2 separate regions of the Homo sapiens genome follow, and region 2 is linked to region 1. The links are chromatin contacts, found by Hi-C or POLR2A ChIA-PET in ENCODE. All regions are on one chromosome and are shown on one strand. The core of a region is the stretch at or near the end of the contact, and the rest is flanking DNA. Distances in the headings are between cores, read along the strand shown.

Region 1 (6,802 bases), core at 2,360-4,859:
CAGAAGATGCAACTTGCTCACGCTAAGTATAACCTAAGTATCAGGTGTCAGATAAATGGTTAATTTTTGTAGGGCATGCTTAGTTCAATAAAACTAGGGCCTTTCTAGGGGAAGATAAATATTTTTTAATGTTTGGGATACAAAAAAAAAAAAAGAATTACCACAACTTTATTCAAGAAGGTCTACATTTTCTCATAAGCCAATAATTTATTGCTTCTTATTTGAATTCCCATCAGTCTCCGATGTGGAGTGAAAATCAACAGCTTCTTTTCTGACTAATCTTTCTCTGGAAAAATGATTGAAAGGCCTTCTATCGTTTCTGGCTCAAGGACCTATAAACATGTCAGAGATTTTTAGTTAATTTATTAAAACACTGTCAAAACCTTGAGTAAATGCTTTTAACTATCTGATGTACATTAACAGCTCTGAAGGAACAAATACATTTTAGCACGTAATCAAAATTCCTTTTACTGCTTTGAAACCAGCTATTTTGTATTCATAGCATTCTCTTTTGAAATGTTCTGCTCTCGACCTCCCTAGATAAAATTTCCTTTTATTATGTTTACTTAAGTGAGAAAATGAAAGTACTTAGGAATGTTTTTATTTTGCCTTACACAGCCTCCTTATTCGAGTTCCCCAAGGGCAAGCACATCTTTGTTACTTCCTGTGCCCAGAATTCTAAAGGTCCCTAATACGAAAACAATTATCAAGGCAAGATAGGCTGCAGTAGGTCCTTTAAGTGCAAGATGTCTGGTGCTTAATTACCAAATGCTTTCAAGGATCTTAGGTGTCCTCAAGGTCCTATTGTGAGTACTTTCATAAAATGCATTTTGTATTTTGTCACATCAAACAATTTCTGATCTCTGCTGTTTACACTTCCTTTTCATCTTCACTTTATCATGAGTATAATACTAAGTGTACTTCTAGTGAAATGATTTTTACCATTGTTCTTTTACCAGTTAAACAATGTTCTTTACAGACTTCCATAAATGGGCTTAAAGTACAACTTTACCTTTTTTTAACTAAAAAAAATATAGTTGACCTTATCTGTATAGTCATCTATAAAATAACTGGACTTTATAAAGTTTGCTGGACTTTAATAAAGGTTTATCTAATCTAATAGAACTAGGCCATCCTTTCTTTGTTTCCCACCAAAGTTAACAGTCTCTTCCTGTATGAAAAGTAATGACAAAGGGCTCTTTGAAAGTATCAATCCCTAAACTACTTGTGATCTTTTAAACTGAGAAAACTTCTTTTTCTTTCATGCTCCTTGGACACTGTTTTCTTAAGTGCTTTACACTGGTGGATGTATAAGTATTTTTGATGGTAATTATGGAAAAACTAACAAGAATGGTGACATTAGGTTTTTCTGTCTTGAACATGCTGCTTACAGTTGCATGGATGAAGTGAGGCTCTATTCTTCTTCTTTTTTTTTTTTTTTAATAGAGACGAGGTCTCACCATGTTACCCAGGCTAGTCTTGAACTCCTGGGCTCAAGTGATCCTCTCGCCTCGGCCTCCCAAAGTGCTGTGATTACAGGACTGAACCAGGGAACCTGGCCTCCATTCTTGCCATACCGTAGCATCACACTGAGGCCCTTGGAAAGTACTTAAACGCTGATTATCAATGTTTTGAAATATTAATGTGGGCGGCCGGGCACGGTGGCTCACGCCTGTAATCCCAGCACTTTGGGAGGCCGAGGCGGGTGGATTACCTGAGGTCAGGAGTTGGAGACCAGCCTGGCCAACATGGTGAAACCCCATCTCTACTAAAAAAATAGAAAAATTAGCCAGGCGTGGTGGCAAGTGCCTGTAATCCCAGCTACTCGGGAGGCTGAGGCAGGAGAATCGCTTGAACCCCGAAGGCAGAGGTTCAGTGAGCCAAGATCACGCCATTGCACTCCAGTCTGGGAGTGCAAGAAATATTAATGTGGGCACACAAGCTATTTCTCATTTTTTTTTATTGAAACAACATTGCTTAGTTTCATTTACCTTTCTGTGAAATGTCTTTCTGTGAAAGTCTATCACAGCCTGATGTAATTTTTATAAACAATGAATACATGCTGTTACTATTTTTGAAAGGAAATTTAATCGCTTGGAAAAATTCAGACTAAAGCCCCGAGAGGAAAATTATCATCCAGTGCATGCTCAGAGATTTCTTCTTACTCTACTTTTGTTTTTCCTTTTTGAAAGCATTTGTGATTGAGAGATGTCTGAGGGAAGGGACAAATTGCATTCTGGGAGTTTTAAAGAGTTATGTCAGGCAACTAAAATACGTGGCCTCTGTATTTAAAGAGATTTCACACCAGTATACTATTTGCTTTATAATTTTTGTGTTTCTTATTGTTTAAAAATGCCTTTAACATTTAGTGCTGTGTTAAAGGATAGCATGCCAGATTCCAGATTAATGTAAAGACTCCACTATTTAACTTTTCCCTAGTAACTTTAAAACAGAGTTTGGGTTCCAAGTTCAGCATGGAAAGATAGCATAAACATTTAAACTAAGTAAAGTGCGAAATACACATTTTTGAAGTTGGTAAGTGCTGTTTAATCATTTTCCCCTTCTCTCCCAAGTCTTTTGAAACTTCAAAAGGCTTGTTTAAGCAGTGTGTTTAAAAAAAAAAAAATCCATACCCAATTGGGCTCCTCTCTATTAAGGAATGTGGAAAATTCATGATTTATGAAACGATGACACCAGTCTTACATTTCACAGGCTCCCAAGCTCTGAAACACGGGTACATAGGAAAATACACAGAAAATTCCTGTTCTTTGCAACGTGCGAAACGTTTCAAAATGCAACTTTGCTCATCTCCCTCCCCCGTACAAACTAATAAAATCAGTTTGGCTCTGACTGCTTATTTTTAAAAAGTAGACGGCCTGGTAGGTGCTCTAGGGATAACCCTTCTCCCCCCACTCCACCCCCCTTCCCGCACACCCATTTAGACTGGCAAGCCCGTTTTCATTTTATTTCAAAGATTTTTTTTTTTTAAGCGAAGGCAGGGGACGGCGGGGGTTGCTAAATTTATCTTCCTCCCCAGCCACGGGGATGAAGAAAACACATTTACTGCGGGCGGGGGTCTGAGGGCCTGCAAACAACTCGAGCTGGAGCCTCGGCCAGGACCGGCGCGAGAGGCGGTAGGTCTCCAGGGAGGCCCCCGGGGGGCGGCCGCGGCCCACGGGACATGGTGGGGGGCGGCCGGGCCGCCTGCCTCTCCGCGGGGTCGGCCGACCGCGGCCCCGCGCGGGCTTTACGGCCGAGGCGGCGGCGGCAGCGGCGCGTGTGTGGCGGCGGCGGGCGGGAGCGCGGAGGAGGTGGAAAGAAGGGGGGCGCTGTCACGGAGACTCCGGCCGCCGGAGACCCCGCCGCAGCGAGGCCACTGGGCTCCCCGGTCGCGGGGCGGGAGCGGCGCCGACACGGGGTGCCAGGAGGACCCACCGGGCGGAGGAGGGGGCCTGTCTACCCTTCCGCATTTTCCTGGGTCTCTCTCCCGGGCGGTGACGTGACGTGCTGACGGCGGGCCCGTGCCGGGGAGCTGGGCCGCTTTTTGTCAGCTCCGAGCTCGGCCCCTCCTCCCTCCCTCCGCCCGCCCCACCAGCCGGAGCCCGGCCCAGTGCTCCAGAGAAAGGCCGGCCTGCAGCACCCGCCACCGTCGCCGGCCGCCCGCACGTCCGTCCGGTGAGTCCCGGGTGCCGCCGCGGCCGCGGGGCCTAGTGCGCGCACAGCGGCCTGGTCTCGGCCTGGTCGGCGGCCCGCAAGGCGCCCTCCCGCGCTAGGCCGGGCGGCGTGGCGCGCGGCGCCGAGCAGGCCCCGAGGAGGCCGCAGTTAGGCCCGGGGAGGAGCCCGGCTGCCCCGAGCGGCGGCGGAGGCGCGCTCCGTAAGCGGGCGGGGGTTGGGGGAGGGTCGCCCGGTTGTGCCGGAGGCGGTCGAGGGGCCCCGGGTCGGCTCCGCGGCCGACCTGGGGCACCGCGCCGGGGTGAGGCCTGGCGAGGAGGCGAAGGCTGCAGGCGTGAGGTGAAGGCCGCAGGCCGGCCGGGCCGATTTTCGCTATGTAAATATCGGTGAGGGGGGGGGAGGGACGGGGGACAAGATGGCGGCGGCTCGGCGCCTGCTGCAGGGGACGATAGAGGGGGTTGCCGGGAGGGGGAGCCGCCATCTTGGAGGCGGTGTCTGGAGAGAAAATTCCGCTACAGCCCGTGAGGGGGGGTGGGAGAGCGGGCGGCGGCGGCAGCGGCGCCGGTGACGGGCCCCGGAGGCCCGGCGCGGCGGCGTGTGCGCGCGGAGGGGCGTGCTCGCTCCCCGTGGCGGCCATTGCCCTTGCCGCCATGATGAGCGCTCGGGCTCCAGGCGCTCGGCGGCAGCGCCACCTTCCTGCCTTGCCTCCCGCAGCCCCGTGACTGGCTGCAGTTTCCGCTGCGTTTCAGCTGAGCTGCCGCAGGCGGCCACCGCCGCCGCCCGGACGCCGGGACCGTTTCACCCTCAGCGCCCCTGGCCCTGCGCCTTCCCCCGCGCCTGTAGCCACCCGAGGGCAGTCGGGGCAGGTGGCATTCCGGACACCTGGGCTTACCAGGGCATACGGGACCCCAGGAAATGTTATTTTTGCTTAAGTCAAATCATATGTGGCTGCTAAGGTGCTTTCGATGCAGTTGTTTTTCCAACAATCTTTGCCGCCCCGAGTATCTGAATAAAGGAAGAAAAATAAAGATTGATGGGAAAGTTTTTGCCATTCTTTTGTCCTATAGGGAAAAAAATTGCACAACACGAGAGCGGAGGAATAAAATTTTGAATCATTCGTACTCATTTATGTGGAAACAACTTTCTTGAAAAACGATTTAAGTAGTGATCTGTTGGTGGTATTTTTTTAAATCGAGGAATAAGGGCAGACTTTTTTATTTTCTTATTGGAGGACAACTTAGTGTGGTGCATATTTATTGTGCATTTGCCTGTCATGGTATTTCGATTTTTCATTTGTGAAGTTTTAAGGCGGAGTTTCATCCCCTAACGTACTTTTTTGATTGCACACTGTGCAACTTTCTTGATAAACTCGGAGCCTACTGTTAGCGATGCACCGTGCTAGATGCTAAGAAACATTAAAAAGGTTCTTGTAATGCAGACGGTGGCTGCAAGAAGTCTCATGTTTAGAGGTAGGTGGGGCAAGGTGAAATGCAGTAAAGTGAGAGGTACAACTAATTACTGGGATTTCCGAGGGAAGCAAGGTTGCCATTGGAGGATCAGGGAGGGACGGGTTCCTGAAGTATTAATAGGTGGCATTTTGAGAAGGTTACCGAGGGATGGGTAGGACTTTGTTAGGTAGAGGTGGAGGTGGAGAAAGGACGTTTCAAGGGTGAAGCTTCTTCAGTAAACAGTAAGTATTTACAGTTTGGCAAAAGTGGATGGTATAGGTAGGGGAGTGGTGGGAATTCAGGCTAGAAAAGTTAGATTGCAGAAGGGCTTGCTTGCCAGGTGGAGGGGCTTATACTCAATGGGGTAGGCAGCGGGGGTGCCCTCAACTAGAAGAGTGATGGCACACCTGAGCTGCACCTTGTTATTTACTTATTTTTTATTTTGAGACAGGTTCTTGCTATATTGCCCCAGGCTGGTCTCGAACTCCTGGGCTCAAGCCGTTCTCCCGCCTCCCACTGCCCGCCTGTCACTGCCGTCTGTTCCCTGAGCTGTGCTTTACGGTACTTAGTAGTTCCATTGGACTAGGAAAAGTTTCAAAGTTGAAAAATAATGAGAGTAGTAAGTTGATCAGTGTTTTCATTATCAGAACGATTACAAGAATGTTCAGAAGTTAAGCAAATTTTGCTACTTTTGGAACGATGCGTCTCTATTAAGACAGCTGCTCCTTTTTTCTATCCTGATTTCTCATCCGAAATAATCTTTTGCTCAGAGTTGTCAGAATTTCTATGGTACACAAATAGGGAGGGGTTTCTAACATTTCATTTACCATGGTTGAAAAGTACAGGACTAGTGCTGTGGGTTATTTGACGAAAATGAGAAATGAGTATTCCCGTGGTAATTTTTTTTTTTTTTTGAGACTGAATCTCACTCTGTCGCCCAGGCTGGAGTGCAGTGGTGTGATCTTGGCTCATTGCAACCTCTGCCTCCCGGGTTCAAGTAATTCTCCTGCCTCAGCCTCCCGAGTAGCTGGGACTACAGGACCCTGCCACCATGCCTGGTTAATTTTTGTATTTTTAGTAGAGACAGGGTTTCATGTTGGCCAGGCTGGTCTCGAACTCCTGACCTCAAGTGATCTGCCTGCCTTGACCTCCCAAAGTGCTGGGATTACAGGCATGAACCACCGTGCCCTGCCTGTTTCCTAGAATTTTATGATGGAAACCTTTAGGTGGCATAGATACCCATTTTCAGTTTTTCCATTTTTCTAGACTGTAACAGGTCGTGAGCAGCGGTGCTCCATGAAAGGGCTGGAGGGAATGAGAGTCTCATGTTTATTATAAAGGGCTATGGTTTAGAAAAGTTCGAGAAACAGTGCATTGCATGAGGCTGACTAGAAGCAAGTTGAGAAGGCGGGCTGTGGTTGTTGAGGTGTTAAGGGTAAACATAAACTTAGAAGAACCAGGTGCTTTTATATTTTGACAGCTGGGAAAGACATAGAAGAACTATTAAGAAGATAGAATTGTTTTGCTGCGCAGTACAGCAACAGTGGATGTTCAAGATTAAGATTAGAGTCAAGTTGTGTGATTAAGACAGGTAAGTGTGTAGTTTAGTTTCAATTAGAAATGGTTAAATATAAAATTATTTTTGCCTGAAAGGGTAGACCTTGAAACTTTGGAAAACTGAC
Region 2 (7,062 bases), core at 3,053-5,552, 410 kb before region 1:
AAGGCTGGGCGCAGTGGCTCATGCCTGTAATGCCAACACTTTGGGAGGCCGAGGCAGGCGTATCACTTGAGGTTAGGAGTTTGAGACCAGCCTGGCCAATATGGTGAAACCCCGTCTCTACTAAAAATATGAAAATTAGCTGGGCATGCTGGCGGGCACCTGCAGTCCCAGCTACTCGGGAGTCTGAGGCAGGAGTATTGCTTCAACCCAGGAGGCGGAAGCTGCGGTGAGCCGAGATCGTGCCACTGCACAGCGAGACTCTGTCTCAAAAAAAAAAGAGCCCAATCATGCTGCTTGTTAGCTGAGTTACCTTAGACAAGTTACCTAACCTCCCTGATCCTCAGTTTCCTCATCTGTAAAATGGGGATAATAATACTACCTATCCCATAGGATTGTCAAAAGGATAAAGGAATTAACACATATTAAACCCTGAAGGGCACGTCTAGAAGAGCATGTCTAATATACTGACAAGTCCTCAAAAATCTCTAGCTATCATTATTCCAGAAAGTCATGCTTCTCCAAAGTCTCCCCTAAAGATCAAAAAGAACCAGGCTGGGCACAATGGCTCACGCCTGTAATCCCAGCACTTTGAGAGGCCAACGCGGGAGGATCACTTGAGACCAGTGTGGGCAACATAGGGAGATCCCGTTTCTACAAAAAAATTTTAAAATATTAGTCAGGCGTAGTGGTGCACACTTGTGGTCACAGCTACTCAGGAGGCTGAGGTGGGAGGATCACTTGAGCCCCGGGGAGGTCGAGGCTGCAGTGAGCCATGATCGCACCACTGCACTCCAGCCTGGGTAAAAGAGCAAGACTCTGTCTCCAAAAAAAAAGGAAAGATAGCCTAAGCCAGGCACTATCACGGACCACTGCCAAACATAGAATCAAATGAGGAGAGAAAAGAAGGGAGTTAATGAATACAGAGAAACACTTGGGCCAATTTATTTGGAAAATTGTAGTCCTAGAGCCCCATTGCTTTGCATGCTGCCTTAAAAAATTTGGAAATACATTCCTGTGGCACAACAAAGGCATAATTGGAACACTTTTTAAAAAAATGTTGCTTATACCAATAGCATATTGGTAATAATAAATCTATATCATACTGTCAACATAGCATTCAAGAGTATTCGGGTAATGGTAACTTTTTTTTTTTTTGAGACAGTCTCACTGTCACCCAGGCTGGAGTGCAGTGGCAACATCTTGGCTCACTGCAACCTCCACCTCCCGAGTTCAAGCGATTCTCCAGCCTCAGCCTCCCGAGCAGCTGGGATTACAGCTGTGCACCACCATGCCCAGCTAGTTTTTGTGTTTTTAGTACAGACAGGGCTTCACCATGTTGACCAGGCTGGTTTTGAACTCCTGACCTCAAGTGATCTGCCCGCCTCAGTATCCCAAAGTGCTGGGATTATAGGCGTGAGCCACCGCGCCTGGCATGTAATGGTAACTTTTCACTACATTTGGTATCCTATTTACTGATAATCTGATGGAAACTGTGGACCTCGAGCGGGCGTGGGAAGGGTTGGAATACATTTTTGCTCACACACACAATGGTATATACTATTTCAGGAGGTGCACAGACCCTTTTTGTACCCTCAGATCCCCCTATATTTGAAGATTCTGATTCAAACCAACCTCCTTAAGAAACTGAGGCCCCAGTTTCAGACGACTTTCCCCCAGTGCCAGTCAACAGGCACACCAGCAGAGTCCAGATAGAGCCCAGTTCTTCCGATCTCCCCCAATACATACACACACACACACACACACACACACACACACACACACACACACACCGCACTGAGGTGGAGGAGGTGGGAGAATGGTTTTAATCAATACTCAACACTTCAGTACCTCAGGGTTACTGGCTTATCTCCTGATAAGCCCTCAGGAGTCTTACTTATAGCAAAACCTCTAGGCCTTTACTGTGGAGAGGCCTTTGCAACACTCAAATCCCAGGACCTTGTAACTGAACCTTTCCAATCAAAGGAGATCAAGAAACTCAAGGCGGGGGGAGTGGGGAGGGACAGCATTAGGAGATATACCTAATGCTAAATGACGAGTTAATGGGTGCAGCACACCAGCATGGCACATGTATACATATGTAACTAACCTGCACATTGTGCACATGTACCCTAAACTTAAAGTATAATAATAATAATAATAAAAAGATGATTATTACAAAAAGACAAAAGATAACAAGTGTTGGTGAGGATGTAGAGAAAAGGGAACCCTCGTACACTATTGGTGAAAATGTAAACTGGTACAGCCATTTTGAAAAATAATGAGGCAGTTCCTCCAAAAATTAAAAATATAACTACCATATGATCCAGCAATTTCTCTTCTGGACATATATCCCAAAGAAATAAAAAAAGTATTTCAAAGAGAAAAAAAAAAAAGAAAACTCAAGGCCTCCATGGCCTACCTGGGGAGTCACATAACTCACCCTGGCTCAGCCCTGGGTCCCAAGCTTACAGCAGTTGGCAAGGAAGAGTGTTCAGTGCAATAACAGGCAATACCACTCATATGCCCTCCACTCTGAGGAAATAACCTCTATTTAGAGACTAAACAAAGGTGCCTCTTGCAAGTCTAAAAAAGAAAAGAAGCTACAAAGGTTGCCCACCAGTCAAAGAACCTAATCATCTCAGTCTATATTCATTTGTGAACTCCTCCTCTCACTAGACACTAAGAGATTATCCGCTTAAGGTTCAATAGTTTTTTGTTTGAGACAGAATCTCACTGTGTTGCCCAGGCTGGAGTGCAGGGGCGCGATCTCAGCTCACTGCAACCTCTGCCTTCCGGTTCAGGCGATTCTCCTGCCTCAGCCTCCAAAAGTAGCTGTGACTACAGACATGCACCACCACTCCCGGCTAATTTTTGTATTTTTAATAGAGACGGGGTTTCACCATGTTGGCCAGGCTGGTCTCGAACTCCTGGCCTCAAGTGATCCATCCACCTCAGCATCCCAAAACGCTGGGACTGCAGTCGTGCACCACCACACCCGGCCTCAATAGAATTTTCAAGAAAGGAACACAGGGTTATAAGAGAAAGCACCTGAACAAGACCATGGAGCTTTTGTAGAAGACCTTTCACATTGCAAGCTAAAGTCAACTGTGGCCCCTCTCATAATGACTTTCAGTCTGCCTTCAAATAGTTTAACAAAGGTTTTTTGTTTGTTTTTAAGTACTATAAACAAGACAGAACCCTTACAACTGATAACAAAGTCCCCAGGAACAGTGAGTGAGTGAGAGAGAGAGAGAGAGAGAGAGGGAGAGAGAGAGAGAGAGAGATATCCAGGACCCCCAAGAGAATTGATGGGGTTAATGTGAGTCAAAAGCACTATGAGTCACATCAGGGGGACAGGCCCACTGGCAGCGAGATAACTTCAGAAACTGGAGCAGGTGTGAGCCCCCTGGGATGCAGCCAGGCAGAAAACTTGGAAAGGGTGGCATGCTCGGGTGAAAGGGATTAGGGAGAGCTAGACACGCTCTGGAGTCTAAGGCCCTCAGGCCTTAACTGTGCCAGCTGGGAAGATTACATATACAAAAAGGCATCCTCCCTTACCCACGTGGCCCAATCAAAGCACCCAGCCTCTTATAAGGGCTTTGCGGCTCATTAAAGTTAAGTTCAAATTGGCACCAGGGTCCTAGACGCACAGTCCTAGGGTCCTGGGAGCCAAAAGGTACCCTGTAATCTCTGCCAATGTTACAACAAACTTAAGTAAGAGCCGAAGTAGGTCAAGCATTTAATCCTAAAAATGTTCTCCAAAGGAAGATGAAGGGCTAGAGGTAACATAGAACTCCAAATATTATCTTTCTGACAAGGGGCTACCCCGACGCGGCTACCAACCACACCCCGGATGAGCAAGGCCAAAGGAATTTTAGGGAACACCCAACTTCCTCCCTTAAAAGTGCTGCTTTGCTTTTAATATCAAACTCAGTGCTAGAAGTCGCCAAAGTGGGGGCGAGGTTCTCCCAACCAAAGGCCGGCGGGCTTATGTCCGGTCGGAGGTACAGTGGGCGAGCGCCCCTTATCATAGAGCCCAAATGCCCATGCGTGGCCCACTTCTTCCGCCGGGGCCAGCCCGAAGCTCTAGGGGAAGACGATGGCACCCCAGGCTACCGCCCTGCCAGCCCCTTCCACGCCCCGCCACCTACCGCAGTGCTGCCCGCCTCATTGCGCTAGGCTGCCGTGCGCGCGATGGAGAACCGGGCCCCGCGCGCTAGTCGGCGGAGGGAAACTGAGGCGATAAAAGACGCACGAGTACCAGACCGCGCCCTTGCTGAGGACAGCCCGGGAGCCGGACAGCGGTGTCCGGGGGCGGGACCGCGGCGTCCAGGGGGCGTGGCCGCGCTGTGCCGGGCGGACCCTACCCGTTCATTGGCGGGAGGCTGGAGTCCGCCTCTGCGGAGCTTCCCACTCAATCAGTTGTGCGGGTCGTGTTGCTACAGCGAGGACCGGCCTATTCTCGGTTGAGTAAACGAACCACGCAGCAACGCCAGGGCGTGACGTCGAGAAGAGGCCCGGCTCTGCCTAGTGGAGCTTGTCTCCTTTATCCTTGATCCCCGCGCCTTGGCTCCGTCTGTTCTTCCCCTTGGCTGCACATTGGAATCTCCTGGGCAACTTTCCAAAATACTGATACTTGGCCGGGCGCGGTGGCTCACGCCTGTAATTCCAGCACTTTGGAAGGCCTAGGCGGGCAGATCACCTGAGGTCAGGAGTTCAAGACCAGCCTGGCCAACATGGCGAAACCCTGTCTCTACTAAAAATTCAAAAATTAGCCAGGCGTGGTGGCAGACGCCTGTAATCCCAGCTACTCGGGGGACAGGCACGAGTATCGCTTGAACCTGGGAGGCGGAGGTTGCGGTGAGCCGAGATCGCACCACTACACTTCAGCTTGGGCGACAGAAGGAGACAATGTCTCAAAAAAAAAACAACAAAAAACTGATGCTTGAGACCCACTGGCTGGAGATTCTAGTTTAGTCCTGGGTGCGGTCTGGGCTTCGGGATGATGTCTAAAGATGCCCCCAGGTGATGCTAATGTAACCAAAGGCTAAAAACCACTGACCTAACAGGAAAAAATTGTTCCTCTCCTCTTCTCGGCCTGACCCCCAATGTTTGATATCTTGGGCGAGCTAGAGAGATTCAAGGCCAGAGAGTTTAAGATTATTTCACCCTACGATCTAATTCTCCATTTCTTTCAACGAATTATTATTGAGCTGTTTGCATTGTGCCAGGCACTATTGCAGAGGTTGGGGTTGCAAAAAGAAAAAAGGACAAAAATCCCCGCCCTTAAGGGGCTTGCCTCTTGATAAGGAAGGAAAACAAATCAACAAACAAGTTAGCAAATAACATGATCTCAAATATGGTAAAGCGGTTTAAAGGGGAAATAAGGTAACGAGTGGGGATCTTTTGAGAATATAAGCAAGTCTTGCTTTGCCTCTAAATACGGCAATTTCCTAAAAGGCAAGGGCCATATGCTTTTTCGCAATACCCCATACTTAGTAAAAATGTATTGATTTGAATTAAGCTAGCTTTCTGTTTTGAATCACTTCATGAGTTACACATGGAGCATGGTCTTCGGCTTTCTCTTTCTACTGAATTTTCCCTGCTTTTATCAATCTCACATCTGGAAGACTCCCCTTTTAGCCTACAAGGATCTCTCCTTCATTTTTGTTCACATTGTCTTTTCATTTTTGTCACATTGTTCACATTGTTCACAAGTCACTTTTCAGTGATTGTCTTGTTGGTTTTGGGTCAGCCATATTTCTTTATACTCTACCACACCTAACACAGAGGGCAATAAATATTGTATTGAATTATGCTATTTTTGTTCTTCTTTTTACTTGAACTTTTCTTTGAAGCAATAGGAGGCTCAGGGAGAAAAAATAAGTACAAGAGAGAATTTTTTGTAAATGGTATAATAGGTAGGTACAGTTTATAGTTTTTCCCGCAATCAAGTCGCCTTCCGTCAATTTCCAAATTATAAAGACACATTCTCATCAATATAATAAACACCATCGATTTTGGCTGGAACAGCTGAAACCAGGGACTTAATGCCATGCAGATGCCTTCTCTCTATTGCTTATCTTTGCTTTCCTTTGCATACTGGCTTCATTCTTTTTTCTCTCTATGTAATGACATTCTCCATATGGCAATAGAAGCTCCTGAACTTTACATCTTACAACCACAGCCACACACATACAGACTGACTGAAATTTCTACGGCCCAAATACAAAAAAGTTCTGAGAAGAGATTCATTGGTCCAATTTGGATCAGGTACACACTCCTGGACTAGCCAACTGTGGCATCAGGGTAAGGAACCCTTGCCCTGACTTACCAGGAACCCCCTCACCCAGACTCATGGCCAGGTACTGGGTCACAATCTACTAACATGGTTATTTCTGTAAGTAACTGTACAGATGGGGATACGGAGCACCTTCTTAGAAAAGGAGTACCGAGGCCGGGTGCGGTGGCTCACGTCTGTAATCCCAGAACTTTGGGAGGCTGAGGCGAGTGGATCAACTGATGTCAGGAATTCAATACTGGGCTGGCCAACATGGTGAGACCCCTGCCTCTACTAAAGATACAAAAATTAGCTGGCTGTGGTGGTGGGCGCCTGTAATCCCAGCTACTCGGGAGGCTGAGGCAGGAGAATCGCTTGAACCTGGGAGGCGAAGGTTGCACTGAGCTGAGATCGCGCCACTGCACTCCAGCCTGGGCAAGAGACTCCATCTCAAAAAAAAAAAAAAAAAAAAAGAAAGAAAGAAAAGAAGAGGAGTATGGAGCAGCCAACCACATAGATGTCCACTAGAAGGTTAAAGAGGGAAAAAAATGATCACATCACTTAGCCCACCTACCTTAGTTGTAACTTCAGGGAACCCCTGCTAGACCTAGCCTGCCCAGCATTCATCCACGAGTCTCTAACTACCTCAATTGGCAGCATGCATAAAATTCTTAAAACAGCTTAGCAACTCTGATTTCTGTGTGTGTTGTTGTTGTCGTCATTATTATCAAGCATATATGCTATACCACATTTTGGATAGCAGAGAAGGAAGGGGAAATGGT

What was found. A loop is a pair of places that touch in the nucleus more often than their neighbours do. ChIA-PET counts read pairs that join two places held with the same protein, here RNA polymerase II (POLR2A). Pooled maps may share reads with other maps.
Region 2: a pooled map shows a loop between it and region 1 (11-fold over the local background). The contact joins the promoter of ACOT9 here to the promoter of ZFX in region 1. A Hi-C loop is called at or near these places in 3 of 37 single-sample maps with no recorded cell type and 18 of 50 pooled maps. POLR2A ChIA-PET finds 5 or more read pairs at or near these places in 4 of 52 experiments (AG04450, GM12878, PC-3 and 1 more).

Annotation. Positions count from the first base shown.
Region 1 is chrX:24,146,120-24,152,921 of GRCh38, forward strand. ZFX (zinc finger protein X-linked) reads left to right here and starts at 3,610. Exons shown (of 10, transcript NM_003410.4): 1 at 3,610-3,675; 2 at 5,572-5,681; 3 at 6,601-6,711. ZFX-AS1 (ZFX antisense RNA 1) reads right to left here and starts at 3,535. Exons shown (of 3, transcript NR_046657.1): 1 at 3,436-3,535; 2 at 2,634-2,723; 3 at 106-332. RefSeq lists enhancers at 2,947-3,046, 3,253-4,066 and silencers at 3,157-3,516, 3,577-3,986, 4,007-4,056, 4,107-4,616.
Region 2 is chrX:23,738,974-23,746,035 of GRCh38, forward strand. It overlaps ACOT9 (acyl-CoA thioesterase 9), which reads right to left and starts at 4,303. Exons shown (of 16, transcript NM_001037171.2): 1 at 4,152-4,303. The coding sequence starts at 4,171. RefSeq lists an enhancer at 3,833-3,882 and a silencer at 4,153-4,472.